Linked DNA regions of Homo sapiens: region 2 is linked to region 1. A link is a loop called in an ENCODE intact Hi-C map of the cell type or tissue named here. Cell type or tissue: PC-9. All regions are shown on one strand. Each heading gives the region's core, and the rest is flanking DNA. Links, peaks and the distances in the headings are about the cores only.

Region 1 (5,384 bases), core at 148-5,147:
AATTTTGTAATCTCAGCTACTCAGGGGGCTGAGGCAGGAGAATTGCTTGAGCCCAGGAGGCGGAGGTTGCAGTGAGCCAAGATTATGCCACTGCACTCCAGCCTGGGTGAGACAGTGAGACTCTGTCTCAAAAAAAAAAACAAAAAAGAAAAAAAAGAAAGAATGAATGAATGAGTTTCTTCAAGAGAGATATTGTAGCTTTTTCATGTCCATCACTCCCATGTATAATATCGTTCCATAACAACTCAGTCCTTATGAAACTCCATTCAGTAAGGACTCAGTTTTTTCAGAATGAACAGACCAAGTAAGACCAATTAATTACTTATTGTCATGTAGCTCAGATGAGAACGGGCTGGGATTTGAGAAAAGGCTCTGTTACTGAATAGGATCTGGGTGGATGGATTCCATCACAGATGTAAAGCGAGGCTACAGTAGCCTGTCCAACAGGATCAAGGGATAGCAGGTTGTAGTTCAGATAAGTAGATACCCACGGAGGGTTGCAAATGAAGTGTTGGCCTGTCCAAACAGTTGGATGCAGTATGAGACAATTCATCCTTACAAGAAGGATAGCAAATTGAAATTAGGAATATTTGGCATTTCAGAGGAGGGTCCAAGACAGTGGTCCAGGATCCAGGACTGGGATACCCCTTCCTGAGGACGATCACAGGTAACAAAAGAGGATCAAGTTGAGGAATCAGACTTGGGTGCTGAGGAATCAGACTTGGGTGCCCGGAGAGCAGGAGACTAAGTAACACTGAGATCCACTTAGCAGAACCAGGGTATTTTCTCAGCATTAGCTCAGAGACAAAGAAAAAAATGATGAAACCATAGCTTATAGACATGTAGTCATGTAAATCTCCTTAGCATCATTTCAGGATTCATGCTGAAAGTTAAGGCAATGGTGAAGCTGCAGGAGGGCTTTAGGTGGTCATAGCTCAGGAAGGAAGGGTCTTTCAGAGACTAGAAACTAGGCCTGAGCTAAAATATTTGCAATCTTGGATTTGCTTGAGGATGTTCATTCTACTAACAAACAAACGCCAATTTAATTTCCTGATGTTTATTTCAGGAGGTTTACAAGAACTAATTTCCTTGGAAGTGATTTTTTAAAACATCCATTGTAGAAAATTCTTTTTCTCACTTGTGAACACCTCTGAGAAAGAAGTATTATTTATAAAAGTTGGTACCTGTTGAACTATTACAGAGTTGCGGGGAAAAGCCTTCACAGGGTTCACAAGAAAAAGCCTTCTCCAACTATGCCTTACAGACGTATTCTTAAAATAATGACTTGACATATTTATATGTACATCTTTAGCTTAATATCTTACCTAATTGTCCAACAAACTAATTCAATGTTGTTTGCAATACATTAAATGAACAGAAGATAAACTGGGTAATAGAGAATCCAGAGAGCCTAGTGGCCCATGAAATCACTGGATTTGCAAAGTGATTTTCTCTTCAGCACCGTGCACCATCTGAGAACAAAATCTGTCGGCAAAGCACTTTAGTGGCAATCAATGGATCAGAATATAGAGACATTAGGAATGCCACATGGGGTCCAACCAATGGTCCATCCAGGCCAGCACAAAGGCAACATGAGAGGATTTTGGAGAGTGAGGTTGCTCGGTGCGGTATCAGTTTATAATGTTGGGATTATTTAACATACCTTCCCGAAATCATTTTGTGAACTAACATGTAACTGTAATCTATCATTTTATACAAATCCCTTGATTTTTTCCCACAGCTCACCCTCTTTGTGTTAGAGTTCCATAAAGGTAATGCCCAATATGTGAAGAGAAAATTAACATTCCCCTTTTTCTACTTGAAGACTTCCAAACATTTCCTGAAACTTAAACACTTACTGATTCTTTAAACTATCCCCATTCCACTTTTCTCTGCAGCAAGTAGCTCTCAATGTGTGGTCCTCAGATGGGCAGCATCCACTGGAAAAGTGCTAGAAATGCACATTCTCAGGCCTCACCCGAGATCTGCTGAAACAGAGGCTCTGGGGTGGGACCCAACAACCTGCATTTTAACAAACCCTCCAGATGACTCTGAAGCATGCTCAAGACTGAGAACTACTGCATTATGCTAAATTTACCCACCCACCCTCTGGCAAAAATAACGTCTAATTGCATTTAACTTTTTAGTTTGATGAGTACTTATCTTGGTGTCTTTTAATTCACCTGATGTTTCTGTTGCTAACAAAACCAACAAAAACAATGTAAATTTGGTATACTGAAATACAAAATAAGAGTGAAGGAGAAAACATTGGTAGTGAAATCAACTACTATAAAGCAGTTTGGGGCAATTCAGTTTAGAGACAGGCATTATACCTCAAATACCCAATGAGCATCACGTTATAAAAGCATAGCTCCAAAGATGATAATTTCAAATGAGGACCCTTAAGTCACAAAGAGAGGATTAGCTCACATTCATTATTTCCAAATTTCCCTCACCAAAGCACAAATTATTAAGGCATTTTTGAGACATTTTTATCAAAATGAAAATAAATGTGTTTCACAAATAAAGGAGCAAACTGAGATATATGAAATATTTACTTGTTTGAATATCTGAAGATACTAGAAATGTGTCCTTAATTTACTCTGTTTGTCTTACATGAAATGTAAACCAATGCTATCCATTAGCTCTTAAACATGTTCCACCTGGTGCATGTTGCAACTGCTCCAGCCCTGTTGTATAGGACAAGACTCAGTTTTTTCAGAATGAACAGACCAAGTAAGACCAATTACTTATTGTCATTGAAGTTTGTGGTTTTTGATCAAATTTTATAAGAGCACAATATGATGTGTTTAATCATCATGGTGGCCACTCTTTATACATGACTTTTTAAAAACTTAAATGCAAACTTCACAACCTTTGCCTCATACTGAATGAGGCCTCATAACAAGCCCTCCAGATGACTCTGTACCAGTAGAAGTACTGGTACCTCAGTACCAGCAGAAGTCTGATTTCATATTCAATGAGTATTTGTTGAAGGAGAATATTTGTGCCTGTGTTCTGCTGGGCATTTCTGAAGGATATTGACCAGGACAGCATATAAATCCTATCCTAGCTGTGACCTAGATTGGCACAATGGCAGAAGGAATATCTCTGAGAATTTACATCCTGGGAGAGGCAAATTATTCAATCAGTCAACTAAGGAGCAAAACATTGCTAAATTCAACCGGAAAAAAAAGTTGAAATTTTCTCATATTCTCTGTCATCTAATATCCGGTATGTTTTTATCCATTCAGTTACTCTTCTCTGGATTTCAAATAGAATTTCTAATAATAAATGTGCACCAATTCTATCATCAGGCTATTTATGTTCTTTATATTTCTGTTCTTGATAATTACATGCTAGTCTTTGAATATGAAGATAATGCTTCTGACCCAATATTCACAATGCATGTGCCTTGAGTTGTTATGTTTTGCAAGAGAAATAAGTTTATATTGATCTGATGCACTCTCTTTCCCAGTCTTCATGTGACCAATAGCAGCAACTGCAAGACTGTCACCTGAGTGTGGCTTGCAACCAAGCACATGTGGGAATTCAGTGAAGGCCCCGGTCTTGGCCTCATTATCAACAGGAACCAGCTGAAGACAGTGGTCACTCTTTATCCATGTAAATAGACACTATAATTTATTTTCAAAAAATCCAAAGGACAAAATTTAAGACCATTGTAATACCAGAAATTTGTGCTGTGGGTACTTGGATGATGACAGTTGATAAACCTGGGAGGTTTACAATGGCTAGATTGTCAGAAGGGATTAAATGTATGTTCTAATAATAAAAGAACAAGAAAAAAGAATGCCGTGGTGATGTGTAAATTTAAAATACAGTGGTACATGTTATGAAAAACAAAAATCAATCCATGAACTTTGAAATGAAGGGAGATAGTTCTGAGAGAACTAGAGGAACTGGACTTGAGATCCAAGTATACAATTTACTCAATTTATTTTTTATAGATACTTTAAGTATGGAAAATTTAATTTTATTATTATAGACAGTAAGGTATAATACAGAACATAAAGTCCCTTAAATTAAGGTGGTTATAGATCCTGGTTTTCTTGACACTCCTATATCACACTGATGGTTCCTGTGTGAATATTAACATTACCCCCTTCAATTCACAAGTGTCTTGTGGTGTGTGTGCACGCACGTGTGTAGCTTTTGTTTTTATTCTTGTTTGTTTTGCAAAAATGAAATGAGAGCAAACATGTGATCCTGAGACTTTCTTCACTAAATATGTATCTTAGAATCTTTATTTTTCTTATTATTCAAAATAATTCCTTTTTTAACCTACTACTTACTCATCATTAAATAGTTACTTAATCCTCTTTGAAAACCATTTGCATTGTTTTAAATTTTGCCCTACTGCAAATAATTTCACCACATTCTTTTAAGCTATAACTGTGCATGTTTTAGTATTTCTGTAGGTTACGTTTTTGGAAATGGTATCGGCTCAAAAAAATTAACATTAAAATCATAATCAATATTCCCAAATATAGATACATTTTTGAATCTTCAATTTCATCATAAAATTTCAACTTTCCTTAATAATACTTCCAATTTAAACTAAAGAGTTTTGATTGTTTAGGATCACAAAGATTTCTATCAGAGGGAGGACAAAATGTGAAATGTTTTGTTTTGTAATTCATCTGTCGCAGAAAACATCACTGCTGTTTGGCAATTGAGAAATTGTCCAAACAAGTACACTATGGACAACAAATGTCATGAACTGCCTGTCCACACTGAGGTTTGAGAGCCACAGGAGACTTGAGACATCTTCTAAGACAGTTTAAAGAAGTCTCATTTATTTTTTTATACAATGTAGCAAATCAATATATTAAATAATATAAGAACACCAAGTTTTCTTACATATAAAACTAGAATAACCTATCAAACAAAGCTGTTCCACGTAACTAAGAACTCATTAACCCTGAGGTTCTAGGACTTTATGAAGTCAGTGAAATAGCAGGCAGTAGTCTCTCATGTGCAACTAGAGCTGCTGATGGGAAAAAGTACAATATCCCAGATTTTTCAACGATGTGGCTGGATCGTTGGGTGTGAGAAATGCACCAACCCTGACTCAGAGATGCCCTCTCTTGCTCATCTTCCCGTCGTTGTGGCGCTGAACACCTGTGCCCACCCATAGCAACCTGTGACCAAGTGCATGGGTACAAACACCTTCCCTTTCTTCCTGTCTTTTTTCTTTCCCTCATTTCCCTTTATTCATTCCTCTATCCTTCTTCCTCCCCCTCACAACGCCAACTCTTTTCATATCATCAACAAATGGCAAGTACAGGCCCTGAGGAAGACACAGATGACTAAGACAGAGATTCTGCCCTTAAAAAGCCCATGATCTAGTCTGGGAGACTGAC
Region 2 (5,384 bases), core at 141-5,140, 860 kb after region 1:
CTTAATTTTCATTTTTTAAAGTGTGTAAAATAATGATGCTTATAATGAGGAGTTCATTTTAATGCACGGCCAACTCTAAGTCATAACAATGATATAGTGGTGTTTTTTTTTTTTTTTCCTTCACATTGTCATATAGCCAACAGAGGACTATTCATCCGGCACTGGAAAATACTATTTTGATGTTTATTGATCAAGGCTGTATGAGGAAAGTTGTCATTTTTGAATGGAAGATAGTAAAGAGTTATCAATTCTTGTAAGTACAGAAGAAGAAATAAATAGAATCATCAGACTAAACAAATATTAAAATTATTAGTTTTAATGTAAGTACCCTTAATAAATTATGTGGTACTAAAAAGATGAACTTAAAATTTTACCATCTTTCATCACAAGGATCTGATTTTATAGGATTCTAAAAATTTGCCAACTTACATTGCTTTTAACTAATATTTTATTTTGTAAACTCAGCATTGTATCACAGTAAAACAAGTTAAAATGTGTAAGAAACTGATTTTTTAAATCAGCCCTAAATTTTATCTTAAACGTTAGCTAATCATTCATTTAAATTAAAATTTATTCTTTTTTTAATCTTCTTTTTACTTAAAGGCAAAAAATCACACTTATTACCAGTTACAAATCATCATGCAAATCTGTAAACAGTTGACATCTGGTGAAGTCTTTACCTTGTATCATGATGAAGCAACACTCATTTTGATATAATATTCATTTCAAATGCTAATTTTTTTCTTCATTAGTGGCAGAAAAGATATAACATGCTCTTAATATTCTTTATAAGAGTATGTTGCTGAATAAGAATTTTTAAAAAAGGAATATGTTCAAGATGGATATTTAAATCTTGCAAATAGTAATCCCATTAATTAGCTATAGCAACCTGTCTGTTAAAAGCACTATACACAGGCCAGGAAAATGGGCAAGGACAGGTAAGAGACATACATTCTTCCTAGCCTACTTGCAGTATTTATCAATTCCGCTTACTGTTTTCTTAGAAGTTTTAAATATCACATAAACAGGTAAAAAAATTCTAGTTATTGTGACTGTATTATATATACGTGTATATTATATATGTTATATATAACCATAGTTAGTGACTTATTTGGGCTCAATTCCCTGTGACTGCTTTCAGAAACAAACAGGTAATTTTCATATCACTAAATGTTCAATATGCCCAAATGAATCTATTATTCTTTTAAAATATTTAATATTTTTTATAAGTATGTTCTTCAGGCTGGCAGTGCAGATAGAAAAGTAAAATCCAATTTCGACAATAAGGTAACTTCACTCCTCCCTCACCAAAAAATTAAAAAAAAAAAAAAAAAAAAAAAGCCTTATGTCAGCAAAGGGCAGATTTTTTTAGTACATATGGTTCCTAGAAAAGTAAATGACTAGTTTCATATCTAGAAAATATTTTATCCCCTTGCTGTTAGGATTTAACAAAGAAGTTCAATATCAGCTGAAAAAGGTAGAACAAAACTATGAGCCATCCAAATGAGCAAATCATGATCTGTCCTTTTTGACACCTACTGGAGTAGGGCATATGCTGGGATTGGGGAATATTTCAATTTAGATATGCTCAGCCACTCTGTTTTCCTTTCACATTCTAACCCCCTTGTGTTATAAGGCTGGCAACAGCTCTAAGAATGTGGAGAATGTAAACAGCCTTTTATTGTCCGAAGGGATGGCAGCGTAAGGAATGTGTGCTTATCAACAGGGCTGCAGCTCCCTACCTCACTTACCATGATAAAGTGCTCCAGGAGAAAAACATTACAACCCAAGCACAATCCCAAAATGGATTAGAATTTGACATAAGCTTTTTTAAAAGCAAATCCATCAGTCCATGCTGTAATATTAGAATCTAGCTCTTAAGGAGAGCATATAATCCCTTCAAGATGTATTTCCTATTCCTTACTGACTATGGCGGTGTGGAAAAAAAAAATATCTAACATTTCCAATATAGTAGCTGGGAGAAGAACTTTTCCCCGACACGTGCCCAAATATATTTTCTCATCTTTAAGAGCCTATCACACTGCTTACGGAGCAGATACACAGTTCATATTTATTAAATGCAAAATTAATGAACTAAGATTCGTGAAGATATTCTGAAGACCCCACATAAACACCTGATTTCCCCAGGCTTTTCCTTACACACACCATACAAATGCTGCTTTGTTAGATCACCTTTTATTAGAATCCAGACTAAAAAATTTTAAAGCAAGGGATACTAAAGATTAATGTGGCATATATTTTGGATTCATAATGCCTAAGATGTAAAATGTATTTTAACATGGAGTATTGTAGATAGCCAGTATGTGATGGCTCATTCAAGGATATTTGGGCATATCATTGCATTTTCTTCTTGATGCCATTGAAGAGTTTCTGAGTTAACGCTGTGCAGGTGAAGCTAATCTCCACCGTAACAAGCATGGACCACGGGCATCTCAGAGGTCTCTCCACCTTTTAGAGTTCCTTCCACCCTCAGAACTTGCAAAGTGCCTCTGCCTTAACAATATCATACATATCATAAACTTTCAAAGTTACTTGATTTTCCCCCTAATAGGAAAAGAAAGAGACAAAGAGAACGAGAGAGAGAGCGAGCGAGAGAGAAGAGACTGTCATCTTCTAAGTGCTTGGGCAAAGTCTTAAGTATGAGGACCAAAGAAACTATGGCATCAGGAGAAAGCCCTCTTAATAGCACCCTAACAAGGCAAGAGCTAAGTGACCAGAAGAAATCCATCACAGATGCTGACCCAGCCAAAGCACTCCCCTTCTGTAATTTTACTTTAAAAGTTTCTTCTTGAAGATCTTACTTTGGTTTTCCCTCAACTATAATTAGCCATGCATATAGAACATAGGCGTATATCAGGAGGAGGAGAGCGTGGCGCCTCGCGGGAAGAGAGAAGAGAGTGACAACGCGAACCCCAAACCACATTTTAATACGTTTCTTATTCCTCAGCGCCTCCGAGCCACCCAGACCAGGCGGGCGGTCTCCCTGAAAAGACAGCTTCGAGATGCCCGAGAGGGGGCTCCTGCGCGGAGCTGGGCATGAAAGTTATATCTTGTGTCCCCAGCTGGCAGAAAGCCCCATCCCAGTCCCTAGCGCCAGACGGAAAACGAAGAGAAATCCAAGCTGTCCCCCAAATCCGTATTTTGCCTAAGTTTTCTCCCAGCAAGGCGCCACTACCTGGCTCTGAGAACGAGGATGCATGCACTATGCTGTGCTTTGGGAGAAGTGTCTGTGTGCATCTGGGCAAAACACCACGTGAAAAATAAACACCACCAAGCCTCTCAAACTGTGAACAGGAGGAAGGTCTTTCTGCCCCTTCTCATCCTATCAATTTACTTTCCTTCCTCTCCTTGACCGCTTATCAATAAACCGCTTCCTTCTCCCGGACCTACTTCCCGGCCACCTTCTGCCTACTTTACCCCAGCGCTCAAGTCCCAACCCGTGCTAAGCCCCTGAGTCGCCTGTAGATCCCGTCTATTCCGTTCTTCAATTCTTCCCTTTCGACCTCTAAGGCAACCCAAAACTCCTTGCCCTCCGCGCGCCCCCAACCCCACTTCCCAAGCAGGCCCAGGCTGGGCTCCAAGTCAGCCGCCTGCGCGGTTTTCCCGCCGAAACGCGTCCCCGGCGTGTGGGACGGCGCGCGGGCCGGGCACTCACCAGCTGCAGCAAGCCAGGGACCACCACGAGGGGCAGCGGCCGCAGGCGCATGGTGCCGGCTGGCGCGGCTTTTCACGAGCTGCGCGCCCTCGCCTGCCTCTCGCGCATCTCCACTTCGCGGGGCAGGACTGAGGACGCCAGGGACACAGCGCGGCGCTTCCCTCCCGGAATCCGAGCGCTGCGCCGTGCCGCGCAGCTCTGGCCGGGTGGGCGGGCAGGGAAGGGGGAGGGTGGGCGGACCGGAGGTGCCTCTCCCGGCCCCCCGCGCGCCCCTCCTCGGAGGGGGCCGGCAAAGAGCCTGCGGGGCAGCTCGAGCTCCGGCACGCGGCGGGGGGCTTCAGTCGCGCCTTGGACTCTCCCGCTTGGCCGGGCTTGGGGTGAGCGCGTGGGGCGCCTGCGGGAGGGAGGCGGCGGCTCGGGCGCTTGGGTGATGGGTTCAGTGCGAGGCTGCCCTCCAGATCCGATCCCGCCGGGCGGATGCCTGGCCGAGCTGAGCACGCCTGGCCAGCCGGTGCCCCAGAGCCCCGAGAGGCCGGGTGCCTCCTCCCACCCCCGCCCAGCAGAAGGCCGGTCCGAGAGGCTCCACTGTGCCAAGCGCCCTGCCAACTGACTGGCTCTCGCTTTGGCTGGGGAGATTGGGGATGAGGGGAAGAAAAGGTTCTCCCTGGGTGGCTGCAAGAAAGAGTGCGCCCGCCTGGAGAGCGCCCAGAGAGTTTAGGAGGGGAAGGCGATTGCAGAGTCCTGGGGCGGGGCGTGGGGAGCTGCGAACGGAAAAGGCTGGGGCGGGGAGGTGAGGCTGGAGCCCAGGACGCCCTGGGAGAGTGCCCTACTCTGCCGCAGCGCCAAGCTCGCAGAGCCGCGGGTAAGGGGTACAAAGTGCGCCTGGTGCGGCTGGAAGGATTTCTGGGGTTGGGGAGTAATGGGGACCTCGAGGGACCAGGAGCAGAACTGTGAGAAACGGAGCTAGGTGATGTCTGGTTTACTCCGGTTTGGGGATGGTATAGACAGCTAGGTGTCCTGAAGACAGACAAAGTTGCTCCCAGACCTTCTGCCCGGGCTTTGGAGAAGCAGAATAAAGGCAGGATACCCCACCACAGCCTCCGACTTCAGAAATATTGGAGAGGGGTATCTTTGCGGACGGGCGAAGGTGCAAACCTGATGCCTGTGAGCCTCGACCTCCGTGTTAACAACTCGCCATTGGAGAGATCCTTAACCTTTTACTATCTTTGTGCTGGACACTCGAGTGGAAAAATCAAAGGCAATGGGGCTCACAGACCTGCACTGTTTTTACGGTAGATCAGAGTTTGGGCGTCATTCGTCACTCCTTTATTGAACAGGTGGGAAACCTAAGGTCCAGAGAGATACATTCACTTCTCCAAGGATGAGACTTTAGGCAGTTGCTCCGACAGAATACCCAAGGCGAGAATGCTTCTTACATCTAGAAACGCAAAGCTCTTAGAGAAGAAAACCATGTTGAAGCAAGGGAGTAGAATTGCAATTGATTTCTAGGCTTTAAAAAATAAACCCAACAAAAAGCACAGATTAAGTTGTAATTTTTGGACAAAAAAAAAAAAGTTTCCTTCTCCTCTGCTTACCACCCCCACCCCAAAATAGAAATGAAGGAGGGTTGTTAAATCTTAGCGGTTGAAGCAGAGCAGCCTTGGTCCTAGGTTTCAAAGGCAGGAGGATTGCTTTGACTAGGGCAAAA

The links. A loop is a pair of places that touch in the nucleus more often than their neighbours do. Peaks named below come from ENCODE experiments on the same cell type or tissue, not always from the same donor. Only the 100,000 strongest peaks of a DNase experiment are listed, where the experiment ranks them.
Region 2: it touches region 1 in a loop (8-fold over the local background); 67 of 110 quality-filtered maps call a loop at or near these places.

Annotation. Positions count from the first base shown.
Region 1 is chr2:137,914,838-137,920,221 of GRCh38, forward strand. The region is part of intron 2 of LOC101928273 (a long non-coding RNA gene); the gene reads right to left. Among named protein-coding and RNA genes, the nearest start is that of HNMT, 47 kb to the right of the region's middle. In PC-9, for the core only: no CTCF peak of the experiment used is centred there; no DNase peak of the experiment used is centred there.
Region 2 is chr2:138,776,515-138,781,898 of GRCh38, forward strand. NXPH2 (neurexophilin 2) reads right to left here and starts at 3,876. Exons shown (of 2, transcript NM_007226.3): 1 at 3,677-3,876. The coding sequence starts at 3,727. In PC-9, for the core only: no CTCF peak of the experiment used is centred there; no DNase peak of the experiment used is centred there.